2 separate regions of the Homo sapiens genome follow, and region 2 is linked to region 1. The links are chromatin loops, found by intact Hi-C in ENCODE. Cell type or tissue: B cell. All regions are shown on one strand. Links, peaks and the distances in the headings refer to the core of each region. The heading gives the core; the rest is flanking DNA. Region 1 holds the start of LOC105371908 (a long non-coding RNA gene). Region 2 has its middle 33 kb from the start of LINC01973.

Region 1 (9,533 bases), core at 786-8,785:
TTTGGAGCCTCCATCGTTCCTGGTCTGGGGTCCTGATGACTTGCCCACCTCCAGGCTGTCCTTGACCTGCCAGTCAAGTGGATGAAACATGTCAGTGCTACATCAGATCCCCACCCACTGAGAGCCTGGGGCCTGGGTGACCCCTGCAGAGCCAGACCAACTCAAAGGAAAAGAGCAACACAGTCCTAGGAGGCTGCTGTGGCAGGAACAGGGGAGTGGAGGCAAAAGGGGAAGCCTTGCCACCTCAAAGACCGGGGAGGGAGGGACTCAACAGTCTTGGGCAGAGTCCTGGGTCCACCCCTCGAGATCCTGTTCAAGTAGGCCGGGGAGGGTGGGAGCCCAGGACTGCTTTTCGCCAAATGCCGCAGGTGAGTCTTGGGCAGGTGGGCTTCCTGCACAGCTGGAGGCAAGCCTGGGAGAAGGGCTCTCGGCCGGCCCTGCCTGAGGTTTCTTTATCGCGTCCCTGATGCCATCAGAGGGGCAGTGCTTGGGGGTGGCCAGAGGCAGAGTTTTGGGACGGGAGGAGGCTCTGCCACTCACTGGCTGAGTTCCTTGGGCAAGCTGGGCCTTTCAGATCTTCAGTCTCCCCATATGGTAGGGCCTCCTCTCAAGGCTTCTTTGGGGATAGGAGTGAGTCTGCAGCAAGCAGCTGCCCACCCCACTGCACTCCACTTGCTGAGAGGGAGACAGGAAGCTGCTTTCCCATCCAGCGATGATCACAGCTCCATCCTGGACCTGCAAGGTGCAGATGTGTGAAGACCACGTGGGTGCTTGACCACCTGTGGCATTTGCAAAGCAGTGAGAAGAGTGAGGCTGTCCATGCCAGGCTGTCTGGCTGGTCCCCAGAGGCCACACCCACAGGTTGCCTGGAACTGGGGGCTCCTTACTTATCTCTGCCCCCAAGCTCTGGGTGTTCCTCCCCTTCCTGCCTTGCTGCTACCCTGAGACTTCCCCACCCCATGCCCAGCCTGCGGTAGACAGTCCAGGCCTTCACACACCCCATCCCCAGGGCCTTCTCTCTTCCCTCTGATTAACAGTAGCAGGGCCTGAGCCACAAGTGGGAGGCCCCAGAGGAGGAGGTGGAATGTGAGTGTGGTAGAACCTTCCAGGCCCCCCCACCCACAGGAAACACCTGGCCTCCAGGGCGCTGGCTTCACATAGGAGCCCAGAGGAAGCCCAGGACTTCAGGGCCAGCACCTGCCAGGAAGTCCTGGGTGCCAGGGGCTCTGTGGGGAAGGAGGGCCAGTCGGCCCAGGTGGCTCATGGTAGGTCACTGGGGAGGGTGTGACAGAGCTGTCCTGTGGCTGTGCTGGGAAAGAAGGGACCATATGGATTCACGGTGGGGAAAGGGGGCCGGAGGCAGGAGCACCCAGGCCCTGGGTGGTCAACAAATGTGCAGGCAGGAGGGTCCTGGCTGAAGCTGAGGGCACTACTTCTGGCTTTCATGGAACCTTCTGGGACTGTACTGAGCCCCCTCCTGACCCCAGGGGTCTATAATGAATTTGCCTGTTCCAAGATGACCTGTGCGAGGGAATTGCAGCCTCTTCAGGGTGACAAGTGCCAGCCACCCCTGTGGGGTTTCATAGGAGGAGCTGATGGCTGCCCTGACGGTCACTATGCAGTCCCCGGCACCTTGTCCACCCCACTGGGCTGGGGCTCCTCCACCTTGAAGCCCCATGTGTCTGTGGATGAGACCAGCTTCTTGGCTTTTTTCCGCCCAGTCCTTCCCTGACCCTCGGGATGGAGGTGCGAAGAGAGACCCCACAGCTGAATGGTGAGAGCTGCAGCCGTGTCCAGAGTCCACCCTTAGCCTGTGACACCTTCCCTGCAGCCCCGGGAAGCAGAGAGGCCCAGTCCCACCCAGGGGGCCACCTGCGGGCAGCTCTGCGGATTCTCTCCCCACCTGTTTCTCTAGTGTGTCTTGACAGACAGAGGAGACAGACGGCCCCTCCTCAGCTCCCCAGCTGCCAGGGGCTCTGAGTAAAATGCAGTGCCTCTTCCCGCAGGCCTTCTGGGGACAGTGAACTTACCTTCCTACCAAGGGTCATTTCGACAGGAGACAGGAATGATTCTCCGGCCCCAGAGAGGAGCTGCCCCCACGGTCAGGCTCCGACTGACTGAGCTGAGCGAAGGCTAGAAAAACAAGAAGGAAGAGCCCCCCGACACCCTGCAGGGCAGGCCCGTGAGGTGGGGGCTGACTGAGAGGAAAAGGGGGGGCATAGGAAGACATAGCCCTGAGACGTCCTTAGAGGGGCAAAGCAGCGGCCTCAGGAGGTGACCTGCTTGGCTGCTTGGGTCTTGTCCTCCCTGGGTTTTTCTTATCTTTTCTTTTCTTCCTTTCCCTTCGGTTCTCTCTCTCTCTCTCTCTCTCTTTTTTTTTTTTTTTTTTTTTTTTTTGTGAGATGGGGTCTCGCTCTGCCACCCAGGCTGGAGTGCAGTGGCACAATCTCGGCTCACTGCAACCTCCACCTCCTGGGTTGAAGTGATTCTCCCACCTCAGCCTCCTGAGTAGCTGGGATTACAGGGGTCCGTCACCACACCCAGCTAATTTTTGTGTTTTTAGTAGAGACGGGGTTTCGCCATGTTGGCCAGGCTGGTCTCGAACTCCTGACCTCAGTGATCTGCCCACATTGGCCTCCCAAAGTGCTGGGATTACAGGTGCGAGCCACCATGCTTGGCCTCCCTGGGTTTTTCTGAGTAATTTTATGAGGCAGTTTGCAGCAGTCTGGTGGGGAGAATGGCAAATACCCCCCAGTGCCGTTCACTGGACTTGCCCAGTGGAAGAGGGTGGGTGACCAGCACAGGGTGGTGGTCGGGGAAGCCTGACCCCGGTGACAAGCAAATGGCGAGTGGACAAGTAGAGAGAGCCTTTGGAGAAGCATGGGGAGGCAGGCCTGAGCTAGGGGGGACTAGCAGCGACACAGGCTCCAGCGGTCACGGAAGGCGGGCTGGTGGGTGTCCTATGCTCCGGGGCCGGCTCTGTGTTCATCAGTTGTGTGACCTGAAGTACAGGTTTTGTTTTTGTTGTTTTTGGTAAATCAAGGTGAAGCTCACAGCTCAAAATGAGCCGTTTTTAAGTGTACAATTCCTGGCATTTAGTATATTCAATGTTGTGCAGCCACTACTTCTGCAAGTTCCCAAACCTTGGCATCACCCAAGAGGAAACCTCGTACCCAGTGGCAGTCAGTCCTCCTTCCTCCTCCTCCAGCCCCTGGAAGCCACCAATCTGCGTTGTTTGCATGCATTGCCTCCTCTGAACAATTAATAAAAATGTAATCAGTACTTTGGGAGGCTGAGGCGGGCGGATCACCTGAGATCAGGAGTTCAAGACCAGCCTGGCCAACACGGTGAAGCCCCCTCTCTACTAAAACATACAAAAATTAGCTGGAGGTGGTGGCGAATGCCTGTAATCCCAGCTACTTGGGAGGCTCACGCAGAATGGCTTGAACCTGGGAGGCAGAGGTTGCAGTGAGCCGAGATCGTGCCGCTGCACTCCAGCCTGAGTGATAGAATGACACTGACTCCATCTCAAAAAAAAAAAAAAAAAAAATGCAATCAGGTTAAATGGGAGCTTTTGCCTGTGGCCTGTGGCCTCTCTCACTGAGCTTTATGTTCTTAGGCTTCATTCATCTAAGAGCTTCATTCCTCTTTAAGGAATCATATTCCGGTGTATGGATGGACCAAAATTCATTTGTCCATTCATTGTTTGATGGACATCTGGGTTGTTTCCACCTTTTGGCTGGCATGAATAATGCTGCTATGAACGTGTGTGCACATGTATTTGTTTGAGTGTCTATTTTCAGGTTTTTCTGGCTATATTCATAGGAGTGGAATTGTGGATTATATAGCAATTTTATGATTAACTTTTTGAGGAATCACCAAATTGTTTTCCACAGTGGCTGAAACATTTTACATTTCCACCAGCAATGTGTAAGTGTTCTAATTTCTCTATAACCTCACCAACGCTTATTTTCAGTTTTAAAACAAAATTATAGCTGTTGTCGAGCGTGTGAAGTGGCACCTCAACCTCATTGTGGTTTTGATTTGCATTTGCCTGATGACTAATGCTGGTGAGCGTCTTTTCGTGGGCTTCTTGGCCACTGGTATGTCTTCTCTGGAGAAATGTCTACTTACGTCCTTTGCTTGCCCCTTTTTTGATCAGATTCCCAGGCAGGTTTTTTTTTTTTTTTTTTGAGACAGTCTCACTTTGTCACCCAGGCTGGAGTGCAGTGGTGCGATCTCAGCTCACTGCAACCTCCGCCTCCTGGGTTCAAGCAATTCTCGTGCCTCAGCCTCCCAAGTAGCCAGGACTACAGGCATGTGCCACCACAGCTGGCTAATTTTTGTATTTTTTGGTAGAGACGGGGTTTCACCATGTTGGCCAGGCTAGTCTCAAACTCCCAACCTCAAGTGATCTGCCCGCCTTGGCCTCCCAAAGTGCTGGGATTACAAGCATGAGCCACCGTGCCTGGCCCCGAGGGAGAGTTTTAAGCCTCTTTGAGCCTCAATTTTCTCATCTATAAAATGGGGATCATGATAGCGCCTCCTTGGTGGAAGGTGGCCAACCCTCCTGGTTTGCCTGAGATTATCCCAGTTTTTGCAATAGAAGTCTCTTGTCCCAGGAAGCCCCTCAGGCCTGGGCCATCTGGGACAGTTGGTAACCCTACATGGGATTGTCGAGAGGCTGAACCAATAGGGTGCATAGGAAACTCCTAGCACCGGGGACGGCCCAGAGTTCCTGCTCAGCCAATGTCAGCTCTTATTCATTGTAATCCTCTTAGACACATGTGCATGGTAGAGACCTCTGACATGTAAAAATGCAAAGGCAGAAATAAAAATCATCAATAGCCGACCACATGTGGGAAACATTTTGGAAGGTTTTAGTTTTCTTAGGTGATAGAACACTGAATGTGTTAATATAGAGAGGGGGAAGAGGCAGGAACAGCAGTGACTATTTAATGACTCATATTTATTGAATGCTTATTATGTAGCAGCCATGGAAGGGGGAAGTTGGAGGCACAGGATAAAGAGGAGAAAGCTGATGGTGGGAGGGTCCCTTAGAGGCAGGGAGGTGAAAAGGAAGTTGTTGGGGATAATGGCGACACGGACGTTTCCAAGAAGGGAAAGTTTCTTTCGGGTCCTACTTCTTCTCGTGGCCTTTCCATTTCCCTAGAACTTGAAACTCAGCCTCAGCTCCAGCCGACTCACTCACTTGCAGGCAGGGTTGCAGCAGGGGCCTCCTGAAGCCCTGTAGATGCTCTGCCTCTCCTCTCACTGGGCTCAGGCAGGCTGTGCCTCGCCTCTGACATTCCCAGCCAAGGTCTTCAGATCCTGTGGACTCAAATCATCCATTCAACCCTTGCTGAATTCGCCATGGGTCAAGGCCTATACTGCAGCTGCAGGTGCAGTGATGAAGGACCTGGGGGCCCCTTGCAAAGCTCCAGAGCAAATGGACTTGACTGCCAGGAAACTGGAAGCCTGGAGGCTGAACTAGGCTGGGCACTCAGTGCTGGGGAGGCCCCGACACCCTAGGAGGTACACTGGGTGTGGTTATTCCTGGTGGGAGAAGGAGAGCAGGTGCACAGCAGTCCTAAGTGAAAGCAGGAAATGACTACCTGGATCCCTGCTGCAGCCCGCAGAGGCCCGCTGCTCACCTGTGTCTGGCTTTGAGGATACCACATCTAGTTTGCTGGCCAGGGATCAAGGCAGTTCACAGAAAGTAGAGGAAATATCTTTGAGTTGCAAACTCCCAGGATGCAGGGTCTAGGCCTGTCTGGTGTCCCTGTCTCACATTCAGTCACACACAAAGATAGAGAGGCAGAGAAATGCTGGCAGTCAAGAGGCCTGGCTTCTGACACCTGCCATTTACCAGCTATGTGACCTTGAGCAAGTCATGTGTCAGGGTTGGAATAGAGCCTCTTAAAGTGCCGGTCTCCCAAGGAAGGCTATGAAGGTCTGTCCCCCGAGACACAGGGTAAGCAAGTTCCCATACAAGGCCAACTCTGCATTTGAAAGCAGCGAATAAGCTGCTGAGACAACTTCTTGAACCACTCTGTTCTCTATTCTCGACATGTAATTATGGAATATCTTTGATGTGCCTGGAACTTTCCAACAACCCTCTTCTAAGAGGATACAGCAAATCCCTGCCCTCCTGGAGTCCAACTTCTGCCAGATTAGAATTTTTCTTTTTTTTTTTTTCTTGAGATGGAGTCTCACTGTGTCACCCAGGCTGGAGTGCAGTGGTGTGATCTCGACTCACTGCAACCTCCACCTCCTGGGTTCAAGAGATTCTTCCACCTCAGCATCTCGAGTAGCTGGGACTATAGGCATGTGCCACCATGCCCAGCTAATTTTTTTGTATTTTTAGTAGAGATAGAGTTTCACCATATTGGCCAGGCTGGTGTTGAACTCCTGAACTCGAGTGATCTGCCCGCCTTGGCCTCCCAAAGTGTTGGGAATACAGGGGTGAGCCACCGTGCCTGGCCCAGATTAGAATTTTTCTATGTCACTCCAGACTGCAGGGCTTGGAACAATGATTAAAAGCCATAGGGAGATGGATTTGGGTTTGAGGCTAGGAAGAACTTTCTAACCATTCAAGTGACATCAGAATGGAATGAGCTGCCTTGTGAGGGAGTGGTCAGTGTGTCTCTGAAGATGTTCAGGGAGAGTTGGAAGACCTAGCAGATGAGGTGGACAGGGTGGATGCTGGCCCCACGGTCCTACCTGCTGGTGTTCACGGCCTTATGCAGTCCTCTCGCCTTCAGTGCAAGCAGCACCTGTGACTTGCCTTTAACGTTGCAAGAGAATACAGCAAAGTGACGGGATGTCACTCTTGTGATTTCATAAGATTGTGACATCTGTCTTGCTGAGAGACTCTCTTGCTGGCCTTGATGGAGTAAGTGGCCACACTGGGGAGGCCCACAAAGCAAGGAGCTGACAGCAGCCTCTGTCCAATGCATGACATGATGGTGACCTCTGGCCAATAGCCAGCAAGAAAGTGAGGCTTTCCATTTAAGAAGCCACAAGCAACTGAATGCTGCGACCATCCATGGGAGCTGGGAAGCAGATCCTTCCTCGGTTGAGCCTCAGAGAAGCCTGCAGCTCTGATCTTGGCTATAGCTTTTAGATGAGACCCTGAAGCAGAGGGCCCAGCTAAGCCACACCCAGACTCCTGACCCACAGAAACTGTGAGATAACAAATGCGTGTTGTTTTAAGCTGCTGTTTTAAGCTGTTGTTTTAAGTTTGTGATGACTTCGGTTTACAGGAATAACCAGCATGCGATGCCGAGAAGGAGATTCCTGCCTTGGAAGGTCAGACTGGCTCTCCTGTAGAGTCTCTTTACCACCAGGACTTACTTGAGTATCTTTACCTCCTGCATTGCACTTAGTTCAGTTTCTTGCATAACATAGGGACTCGGCGAATATCTGTTAAGTGATATGTGGCGTTAGCACTGGCTTATGCATCGGGGAAACAGGAGGCTGGCCTGTAAGGAGGATGTGTCAGAGCAGCACTGCGGTGGAAGCTGGAAGCCTGGATTCTGGGCTGGCTCCGGCTGCTTCCTCCCGGTGTGACCTTGGGCAAGGCTATCTGCGCTTTGTGTACCTCATCGGTAAAATATAGAACTTACCCACTCACAGGTATGTGCAAGTCAAATGAGCCAGTATGACTGCCTCTTAGGAAGCCCACGGAGGTAAGAAATTGTTATTATTTGTTGTGAAATGTCACAAGCATTCCTGCTGGTTGATTATGAGGCTCAGACACTGGAGAGTTTCCTTTCCAAACAAGGCTCAGACAGTGCTTTTCATTTGAGTCCAAAGTCTCCAGGCAGTGGGCTGGTCTGAAGGTCTTGCTCCTCATACCTGTTCTTCCTGCTTGCTCCTTAGAGAAACCCACGCTGAAAAGATTTCGTTACAGAACCCAGATCTTTGTAGAAGCCAGTGGGTGGCCTCCTCCCCGATGCATAATGTGTGGCTTGTATTTATTTTTAATACGAGTGCTGATTGTATGCCAGACACTGTCTGAGGATTTAGAGATACAGCAATAAGCAAAATAGACCGAGTCCTTGTTCTTGTGAAGCTGATGTTCCAGTGGCAGAGGCAGGTGACAAAGAGGTAGACAATTGTCTACATATCACATGTCAATGCATACCACCAAGAACAACTGAGCTGAGGAGAGAGGAGGGAATGGTGAGTTGATTTTTTAGATCAGCTGTTGGCAAACAACGGTCCCTGGGTCAAATCAGTCCATGGTAGCCAGTGTTTATAAATAAAGTTTTATTGGAATACAGCGCTCTTCCTCCATGCATGTGTGGCCGAGGACTGCCTTGGAGTTGAAGAGTTGCTGCGGAGACTGCCCGGCTTGCAAAGCTGAAAATGTTTACATTCTGGCCCTTTCCAGAAAAAGTTTGCTGATCGCTGTTTAGATGGTGTGGACAGGGAAGACCTCTTGGGGAAGGTGAAGAAGCGAGCCAAACGGTTTCTGGCGGGAGACGGCTCAAGGCACAGGGAACTGCAAGTGTCAAGGCCCTAAAGCAGAATGCGCTGGGTGCCGTGGAGGAAGGCAAGAAGGCCTGTTGGGAGTGAGAGAAGGAAGTTGTGAGGGTTGTGTGCTTCCTCTGATGAGGATGAAGGCCGCTGGGGTTTTCTGAGCCAAAGAGGTTGCTGTGTTGACACTCGATGTGTTCCGACACTGCGGGGGACGGGGGGCTAGGGGAAGCATGGGGAGCTGTTGGGAGGCTACTGGAGTCATCGCATGATGATATTTGGGGAAGGTAAGAAGTGGCTGATTCTGGATAAATTTAGAAGGCAAGAGTGCCGTGATTTGCTGATGAGACAAGAATGCAGGTATCTATGTTTTTAATGCTTTGGAGAGTTTGTTGAATGAATGAATGAGGTGACTTTCCAGAGATCAGGGAGCCGGTCAGTGTCCCAGCAGGGCCCAGCAGCCAGCCCCCTGGCTCCTGTGACCCTCCCCGCCGCATGGCTCTCCTTTTAGGGTCCTCCTTGGCACTAGTTGTGCGCTGACCTATGGACACTGGGAGTCCCAGATCCTTTGGTCACACGTGAGTCCAAACTTCTTGTCTCCTGTAGTCCAGGCCAAGATTTCTTCTTGAGCAGCCATTGCCACAGATTCTTTGGGTTAGCTGGCGGAGGCAGCAGGCACTGCGTTTTCTTACCTACTCTGAATTCACCAGACTCTGACCTCATTATGCTTCTCCAGGCCATGAGACCAGGCTTGCAGGGAGAAAAGTTGGAGCTGAGTCCCAGAAGAGCTGTCGGGGAGGCTTTCACCACCTTTAATCATCTGATACCAACAACAGCCTCCTAATAGGTCATCACTGCATTGCAGTGTTTACACTAATTAGTTAATATCCACAGAATGCTTTGAAGGTGCCAGGCCTGCCAGGAGCACACAGGAGAGCAATTCACAACAGAAGGAGAGACGGCCCGAAATCTTGGAGGCATCGCCCTTCCGATGCATCGGCAGGGGCTACAGGCTCCAACAGGCAGCCTGGTGGGCGGTGTGCCTTGGG
Region 2 (9,533 bases), core at 705-8,704, 74 kb before region 1:
GATAAAACAGGATAATCTCCCCATCTCAAGTTGCTTAATTTAATCACATTTGCAAAGTCCCTCTTTCCATATACGGTCACATTGAAAGGTTCTAGGGATTAGGACCTGGATTTTTGGGGCCTCATTATTCAGTCCACCACAATTACCAAAAATCCTTTTGTTGTATGGGGAGTGGGTTAAAAATGACCTACACTGGGTGTGAAAATGAGGCCTGAGGCATGGCACTGCAGAAAATGCCTGTGGACAGCAGGTTCTGTTGTAGATGAGATGACATGTGTGCCTGTGCATGTGGGGTGTGTGTGTGTGTGTGTGTGTGTGGGGTCCATAGGCTTGATTGTGAGGTGTGCAAAGGGTGAGTGTGGGGCTATTTTGAGGGCTATAAAATGCAGTCCTCCTTCAGGGTCAAGGCTATTTACACTCAGCACCTGTAAGGCCTTTATGTTTTGTGCTTATGAAGACTTTTCCCGGCACACACATCACTTGTTACCACCTGACATATGCCATGATACAGACTCAGTCTGGTTCATAATTCACTGAGAGCCTGCACTCTTCTTGGTTTTTTTTCTTCTTGAGATGGAGTTTCGCTCTTGTTACCCAGGCTGGAGTGCAGTGGCACGATCTCGGCTCACTGCAACCTCTGCCTCCCGGGTTCAAGCGATTCTCCTGCCTCAGCCTCCTGAATAGCTGGGATTACAGGTGTGTGCCACCACGCCCAGCTACTTTTTGTATTTTTATTTTTTATTTTTATTTTATTTTATTTTATTTTTTTGAGACGAAGTCTCGCTCTGTCACCCAGGCTGGAGGGCAGTGGCATGATTTCTGCTCACTGCAAACGCCATCTCCTGGGTTCACGCCATTCTGCCTCAGCCTCCCAAGTAGCTAGGACTATAGGTGCCCACCATCACTCCCGGCTAATTTTTTTTTTTTTTGTATATTTAGTAGAGATGGGGTTTCACCATGTTAGCCAGGATGGTCTCGATCTCCTGACCTCGTGATCTGCCCGTCTCAGCCTCCCAAAGTGCTGAGATTACAGGCGTGAGCCACCGCGCCCGGCCTACTTTTTGTATTTTTAGTAGAGACGGGGGTTTCACCATGTTGGCCAGGCTGGTCTTGAACTCCTGACCTCGGGTAATCCACCCGCCTCAGCCTCCCAAAGTGCTATGATTACACACGTGAGCCACTGTGCCTGGCCACATCTGTATTTTTAGTAGAGACAGCGTTTCACCACGTTGGCCGGGCTGGTATCGAAATCCTGACCTCAGTTGATCCACCCTCCTTGGCCTCCCAAGGTGCTGGGCTTACAGGCGTGAGCCACCACGCCCAGCCTCTTCTTTTTTTTAATATTAGAAAAAAAAAAAAAAAACCCACAGGGGAAAGCGCAAACACAGTCCCCCCCACTCCCCCACCGATTATGCAGTTGAATTTCCTGCATTTGGGAAAATTGCAGGGGTCAGCACACCTGGAATGTGAGCCTAACCCTGGGAAAACCACCTTTGTGATCATGGTGTCTCCTCTGCCAGGTAAGTATGCAGGGTACCCTTCTAAACGTGGGGACTCAGCAATGAACATGCAGACAAAATCCTTGCGCTGCGGCATCCATGTCACATCTGTGTCTGTTTCTCTCACTCATAGAATGTATGCGCCTCGAGGGCAGGCACTTTTTCTAATTAATTAGGAGTTATCTCCCTGGAAGATTGTCGACAAGTGGCAGAACTCAGTAATATTTACTAAACAGGTCCCATCGGGTCCCTCTCTGCGAGGTAAGAATTTAGAGTTACGATTCTCCAAGAAAAATGTCCCTACAGGGCACATAGAGGGAGCTTCTTGTTTCTGTCTCACGTGTCTGTGTGAAGAGACCACCAAACAGGCTTTGTGTGAGCAACAAGGCCGTTTATTTCACCTGGGTGCAGGCGGGCTGAGTCCAAAAAAGGAGTCAGCAAAGGGTGGTGGGATTATCATTAGTTCTTTTAGGTTTTGGGATAGGCATTGAAGTTAGGAGCAATGTTTTGCTGGCAGCGGGTGGATCTCACAAAGCACATTCTCAAGGGTGGGGAGAATTACAAAGAACCTTCTTAAGGGTGGGGGAGATTACAAAGAACCTTCTTAAGGGTGGAGAAGAAACAAATCACAATGGTGGAATGTCATCAGCTAAGGCTATTTCCACTTCTTTTGTGGATCGTCAGTTGCTTCAGGCCATCTGGATGCATACGTGGAAGTCACAGGGGATATGATGGCTTAGCTTGGGCTCAGAGGCCTGACAGTTTCCACATTGTTTTTTGTGGCAGTGCTATTGTTCTTCCCTAGAGTTTTCTCAGAGTCTTGCATTCTAGTGTCTATTGTGGATCCAGGTCGAGTTTTGAACGATTAAACGTGAAAGGCTGACAGATAATTTAGTTAAAATGTCTCGACCTAATAATGGAGCTGGGCAGGTGGGGATAACTAAAAAGGAGTGCATAAAAGAATGTTGTCCAAGTTGGCACTAGAGTTGGGGAGTTTTAAGGGGTTTAGAAGCCTGGCCGTCAATACCCACAACAGTTATGGAGGCAAGGGAGACAGGCCCTTGAAAAGAAGGTAATGCTGGCCGGGCGCGGTGGCTCACACCTGTAATCCCAGCACTTTGGGAGGCCGAGGCGGGCGGATCACGAGGTCAGGAGATCGAGACCATCCTGGCTAACACGGTGAAACCCCGTCTCTACTAAAAATACAAAAAATCAGCCGGGCGTGGTGGTGGGCGCCTGTAGTCCCAGCTACTCGGGAGGCTGAGGCAGGAGAATGGCGTGAACCCAGGAGGCGGAGCTTGCAGTGAGCCGAGATCACACCACTGCACTCCAGCCTGGGCGACAGAGCAAGACTCCCTCTCAAAAAAAAAAAAAAAAAAAAAGAAAAGAAAAGAAAAGAAAAGAAGGTAATGCGGATCCTTGGATGGCTCAGTTGCTGTTTTGCCGAGATACATACTAGGTGCCATGAAATCCATTGGGCTGGAAACATGGCCTTGGAAGAAATAATTTTCCCCAAATCATTGGATCAGAAAGACTTCCATTTGCACTTCCTTCTAATGTTCCCCTTTTCTCAAACAACACTTGCAGCCTCAGCACCCTTGGATTGCTCCCCAGTGATGCTACCTGTAGGGAGGCGAAGGAACAAGGGAATGAATGTCTCCACCTTCGGGCACGTGTTGGTCTCCAGGCAAACTCAGCCTGCTGCCTTAGCTTCATTTGGGGGTCTGATTGTATTCTAGCCCTGCAGAAAGGAGGACTTCATATTTCACTCCAGGTTTCAGGATTCAATTCAGAATCTTACTAATTCAGGGTAAAAACAAAACAAAACAAAATGGGGAGAATTTACAGAGAAGTGTTAGAAGCAACTCAAAGCCCAGACACTGCTCCTTTAGTGATGCCCCTTTAGAGATGTAAATAATCTAAATTTTCAGAGGGCAGAACGCTCTGTCCTTCCCTGGGGTGGAGCGGGAAGGAAGAGAGGCCCCCCAGAGGAACACCGGGCCTACCAAAGAACAAGCCCAAGGGGACAAGAGCCAGAACAAAGGAAGTGCGATTCAACAACATCCACCCCCGAAATGGACATCAATTGAGGTTGAGATTCCATCCTGGGGTTCTGACGATGCAAACCATGAGAACGAAGCTAAGGGAGATTTCTAAATGTCATCAATGGGCTTCTCTGTGGAGTTATAGCCTTGTTATTTATCATGCACTGTTGGGAACATTGAAGTCCTGTGTTCGGCAGAGCTGGAGTACTTTCAGGAGGCTTTCCTGCTGGGTTTCTCACCGCATACGTGTGAGCGGTTCTTCGTAGAGTTCCCAGAAATGGGAGGGGAATTTCTACTTTCTTCTTGCAATTCTTGTAGTAATTCTTCTAATAATTCTTTTCTTTTTTTTTTTTTCTCCTGTCTCAGCCTCCCGAGTAGCTGGGACTACAGGCGCCCGCCACCACGCCCGGCTAATTTTTTGTATTTTTAGTAGAGACGGGGTTTCACCGGGTTAGCCAGGATGGCTAATAATTCTTCTAATCCTCCTCCTCCTCCTCCTCCCCCCCCTTCTCCTTCCTCTCCTTCCTTCTTCTCCCTTCTTCATTCTCCTCTCCTCCTCCTCCTTCTCCTTCTCCTTCTTCCTTCTTTTCCCTTCTTCATTCTCCTCTCCTCCTCCTCTCCCTCCTCCCTCCTCCTCCCTCCTCCTCCTCCTCCTCTTCCTTCTCCTTCTTCTCTTTCTTCTTCATGCCTGTCTTCCAGGATCATACCAAACCAGGAGGAACACGGCAACAGGAGGGAAGCACAGTGAATCAGGGATGGTGTCAGCCCCTGCTGGCTCAGGACTGTGATTTGGGGCACTGCAGCACGCCTGCAAGGGTCACTCTGCATAAACCTGGCACTGTGGGAAATGGCTTACCTACCTGTGACCTGAAAAGCTCCATGTGTGTGGCCCATGGGCCTGGGGTTCAGGCCAAAGCCCCTCCCCACCACTGTTCCGAAGCCTGAACCCCACGTCTCAGCTCCTGCAGCTACTCCTCTACAGCTTAGAAAAGAAAGCCGCGTGTACGCCACGGCAAATCTGGACAGCCACAGCCTGGCTGTATTTCACCTTTATGCCTGCTGAGCTTCCTTCTGCTTTCAGAATGGGGAAATTCAGACGTCAATCTGAGCTTTCCAAGAAGTTTCAGTTCCGTTTTTTAGACTGAGAGGAGGCACACGGATAGGTTTTGCCCATATGATGATATGTAGGCAATAGGCAGGTCAGGTGCCCCACACCACTGCTCTCCAGCAAGGCTGCGGCTGCGATGCTCTCTGCTTTCCCTGGAGAGTCGGTCCTGTCTCCCTCCCTCTAATCTGACCCATTCGTATTGCTATGCGTGAACTTTTAACCAAGGGTTTGCCACCTCTTCATTATAACGTGGCTCTTACAGAGAAACTGCATTAAAAATGTGAAGCTGCACACCAACGACACGGCTGTGCAAACTCAATTCTGTAAAAAATATTCTGTTTAATTGATTTTCTAAAAAAATCTATTATGTTTCTGTGAGCCTATTGATCTGCAGCTCCACAGAAGTAATGAAGAAGCTTTGTAATCAATAAGCCCAAAGCATATCTTACCCAGTATCTCTTCTGCCGTCCGCCAAGGGCGTGACTGGCCGATTCCCCAGACAGCATCGTGAGTGTGAGCAGCCTTCTCTGTGTCTGTGGAGATTGATTTCTCTTGGCATAAACATAACAAATGAAACCCTGATGACTTTTCTTGCTCTGAAAGCCAAGGATATATCATATCAGTCATCATGAAACACACAAGAACACAATTTGCAAAAAGAAAAAAAAAAGAAAAGAAAAACGATGCATTTTTAACCTCAGTGCATTAACTCCTCCCCCATACTTAATCAGGATAATATGTTACTCCTGAGCTCTTACGATGGTCTTCTTTCTTTTATATCCACGCCTACCCCCCAATTCAGGTTGATTTCACAAGTCTTAGGATGTTTTTCTGTTTTGGCGGTGAATATAAAGTACAGGTAGCTGCAATCATGGGTTGATAATACTGAGTTGAGCAAACATTGCTATCTTATCCTCTAGAAAATAATAATGTCGAATGAGATAAGATGCCTGCAACACACACAAGCGGCGGTCGGGAAATATGGCAGACCCCATAGGGCAGCATTTGCTGGGGAAAGAAGAGCTCCTTGCCCCAGATAAGTAATCTTGGTTGCTGATTATTTCCAAATGTATCATTTGCATTTTGCCCTTAAACCAGAGGACACCGCCTAGGGTGGATAGTGATCTGATGCTGTGCAAACTCACCCTGCCGCATTAACAGATTTAAAGCAAACCTTTTTCAGGGCTAACCCTGTGCTGACCAATCACCACCTGGTCCAGAGAAGTTGGTTGCTGCAGCTGACTGGGTTGGGCGTGTGTGGTGCAAAATGAGATTGCCAGATCAGCAGGGACCAGATCCTGAAGGACTTTGCCTGAGGGCACCGGGGAGCCATGGAGGGATTTTTATGAGGGGAGGGAAGTGACCAACTGAGCAACTTTGTAGCCATCACTTGCTACCGTGTAGAACTGCAGTCCTCAGGCCCTTTTTCTGCACACCTAAAAATAATAATGATGGTGATAATAATAATGTTAACACACTGGACCAGGCTGCGCTCCAAGTTTTGCATGTAGCAACTCATTTAATCTTCACAACAACTCTGCAGGGAGCTCCTGTAATTCTCCCATTTTACAGATGAGGAAACTGAGGCACACAGAGAGGTCCCATGAGACAGGTGCCCGTCCCAGGAACCACACTCCCTTGGTCTGGCATGGGATTATACCCCTCTGTTCTCAGCTCTCAGGAATGTGTGCTGAATCGGAAGCACCCAGTGAAGATGTCTTTCATGGAGGAAAAATGACCTCGACTCAGTTCAAGTTTGTGTTCTAAAAAGCAAATCACTTGGGTAAAGTGGAATGGTTAGTAAGTAATTTCATGTGTATATCTTCCAGTGGACAAAGACCAACCTGATTTGGAGAGTGGAGTGGAAGTGGGGCAGCTGCAGAGAAAAGGGCAGGAGGATGGTGCAGTCTTAGGATGGTGGGGCGGGGGGTTTGGTGCCAGGCTCAGGATGGTGAGGGGGAGTGGGGAGTGAGGGGCTGGGCCCAGGTGTCCACCTGGAGTGGCCGGCGGATGGTGGTGCCGTTCAGATATACCTGCCGCTCGGGGCTAACCTGTATTTATCCCATCATTTCAGCCATTCACTGAGCGCCACCTCTGGGCAGCACTCTGCTGCGCCAGGTGCTGGGCTGAGGCAGTGACGCTGGGGATATTCGGGGAGCAGAGAAAGAGGAATTGAAGATGGATTGAAGAGCTGAACAGTTGAAATGGGTGCAAAAGAGAAATTCTGAGAGCTGCGTACGTGGTTCTATGAAGCATGTGTATACGCCATGCGCGTGTAAAAAAAAGTAAAACATTTTACATTTAATATCTCACTTCATCCTTACAACTAGCACAGAGGGAGGTCCTACTGGAAGATGGCCAGTCCCCACTTGCCTGCTAAGACAACTCCCTGAGTTGGCCCCCTTCGGAGAGTTGGGTTTCAGAGAATTGGCGTTGAGCCTGGAGCCCAGCTTGGAATCTGAGAGGGGGAGAGGGAGGACCCAGGGAATGGGAGTGGGAAGTAGAAGGGCACATTTCTTGTGTTGGGTCAGTGCCTGTCTTGGGGTGTTGGGATGGCTTCTCAAGTTGGAGCCCCCACCCCCAAGTGTCATGTGGTTCTGCTCTAAATCACTCAAAGCCCTGGAGCTTCATTCTGTCCAGATGACAAGACTGGGAGGCAATTTATTAACACAGTGGTCCCACGGGGGTGCCTCTTTGGCCTTTGGCACCAGAGGTTCTCAATTGAACGGCACACTAGAATTTTCGGGGGACCTTTTAAAACCTTCGATGGCTGGGCCGCACCTCGACCTGTTGGATCAGGGTCTCTGGGGTGAGGCCTGGGCACCCCCAATTTTTTTTTTTCTTTTGAGTTTCGCTCTTGTTGCCCAGGCTGGAGTGCAATGGCGCGATATCAGCTCACTGCAACCTCTGCCTCCTGGGTTCAAGTGATTCTCCTGCCTCAGCCTCCCAAGTAGCTGGGATTACAGGCGTGCACAACCGTGCCTGGCTACTTTTTGTATTTCTAGTAGAGACAGGGTTTCACTATGTTGGTCAGGCTGGTCTCGAACTCCTGACCTCAGGTGACCTGCCCACCTCGGCCTCCCAAAATTCTGGGATTACAGACGTAAGCCACCATGCCTGGCCTTTTTTTAAATTACGAATTTTGTTTATTTATATTATTATTATTTTTATTATTACACTTTAAGTTCTAGGGTACATGTGCACAGTGTGCAGGTTTGATACAAAGGTATACATGTACCATGTTGGTTTGCTGCACCCATCAACTCGTCATTTACATTAGGTATTTCTCCTAATGCTATCCCTCCCCCAGCCCCCCACCCCCTGACAGGTCCCGGTGTGTGATGTTCCCCGCCCTGTGTCCAAGTGATCTCATTGTTCAGTTCCCTCCTATGAGTGAGAACATGTGGTGTTTGGTTTTCTGTCCTTGTGATAGTTTGCTGAGAATGATGGTTTCCAGCTTCATCCATTCATCCATGTCCCTGCAAAGGACATGAACTCATCTTTTTTTCTTTTTCTTTTTCTTTTTTTTTTTCTTTTTTGAGATGGAGTCTCGCTCTGTCACCCAGGCTGGAGTGCAGTGGCACGATCTCAGCTCACTGCAAGCCCCGCCTCCCGGGTTCATGCCTTTCTCCTGCCTCAGCCTCCCGAATAGCTGGGACTACAGGTGCCCGCCACCGCGCCCGGCTAATTTTTTGTATTTTTAGTAGAGACAGGGTTTCACTGTGTTAGCCAGGATGGTCTCGATCTCCTGACCTCGTGATCCGCCCGCCTCAGCCTCCCAAAGTGCTGGGATTACAGGCGTGAGCCACCGCACCCGGCAAACTCATCCTTTTTTTAATGGCTGCCTAGTATTCCATGGTGTATATGTGTCACGTTTTCTTAATCCAGTCTATCATTGATGGACATTTGGGTTGGTTCCAAGTCTTTGCTATTGTGAATAGTGCCACAATAAACATACGTGTGCATGTGTCTTTATAGTAGCATGATTTAGAATCCTTTGGGCATATACCCAGTAATGGGATTGCTGGGTCAAATGGTATTTCTAGTTCTAGATCCTTGAGGGATCGCCTCACTGTCTTCCACAATGGTTGAACTAATTTACACTCCCACCAACAGTGTAAAAGTGTTCCTATTTCTACACTTCCTCTCCAGCATATGTTGTTTCCTGACTTTTTAATGATTGCCATTCTAACTGGCGTGAGATGGTATCTCATTATGGTTTTGATTTGCATTTCTCTGATGACCAGTGACGATGAGCATTTCTTCATGTGTCTGTTGGCTGCATAGATGTCTTCTTTTGAGAAGCATCTGTTCATATCCTTTGCCCACTTTTTGATGGGGTTGTTTGTTTTTTTCTTGTACATTTGTTTGAGTTCTTTATAGATTCTGGATATTAGCCCTTTGTCAGATGGGTAGATTGCAAAAATTTTCTCCCATTCTGTAGGCTGCCCGTTCACTCTGATGGTAGTTTCTTTTGCCATGCGGAAGCTCTTTAGTTTAATTAGATCCCATTTGTCTATTTTGGCTTTTGTTGCTGTTACTTTTGGTGTTTTAGCCATGAAGTCCTTGCCCATGCCTATGTCCTGACTGGTATTGCCTAGGTTTTCTTCTAGGGTTTTTATGGTTTTAGGTCTAACATTTAAGTCTTTAATCCATCTTGAATTAATTTTTGTATAAGGTGTAAGGAAGGGATCCAGTTTCAGCTTTCTACATATGGCTAGCCAGTTTTCCCAGCAACATTTATTAAATAGGGAATCCTTTCCCCATTTCTTGTTTTTGTCAGGTTTGTCAAAGATCAGGTGGTTGTAGATGTATGGTGTTATTTCTGAGGCTTCTGTTCTGTTCCATTAGTCTACATATATGTTTTGGTACTAATTCCAT

Evidence for each region. Peaks named below come from ENCODE experiments on the same cell type or tissue, not always from the same donor. Only the 100,000 strongest peaks of a DNase experiment are listed, where the experiment ranks them.
Region 2: a loop joins it to region 1, with 9 times the contacts of the local background. A loop is called at or near these places in 2 of 110 quality-filtered maps.

What each region holds. Positions count from the first base shown.
Region 1 is chr17:77,838,262-77,847,794 of GRCh38, reverse strand. LOC105371908 (a long non-coding RNA gene) reads left to right here and starts at 7,157. Exons shown (of 4, transcript XR_935001.2): 1 at 7,157-7,311. RefSeq lists enhancers at 393-1,042, 1,043-1,690, 1,691-2,340 and a silencer at 3,960-4,059. In B cell, for the core only: no CTCF peak of the experiment used is centred there; DNase peaks (open chromatin) are centred at 1,104, 1,552 and 4,044; H3K27me3 peaks cover 5,346 bases.
Region 2 is chr17:77,912,093-77,921,625 of GRCh38, reverse strand. It overlaps the pseudogene RNU1-80P. Among named protein-coding and RNA genes, the nearest start is that of LINC01973, 33 kb to the right of the region's middle. RefSeq lists a silencer at 1,109-1,313 and an enhancer at 4,462-4,983. In B cell, for the core only: no CTCF peak of the experiment used is centred there; DNase peaks (open chromatin) are centred at 4,655 and 6,805; H3K4me3 peaks cover 825 bases; H3K27me3 peaks cover 5,064 bases.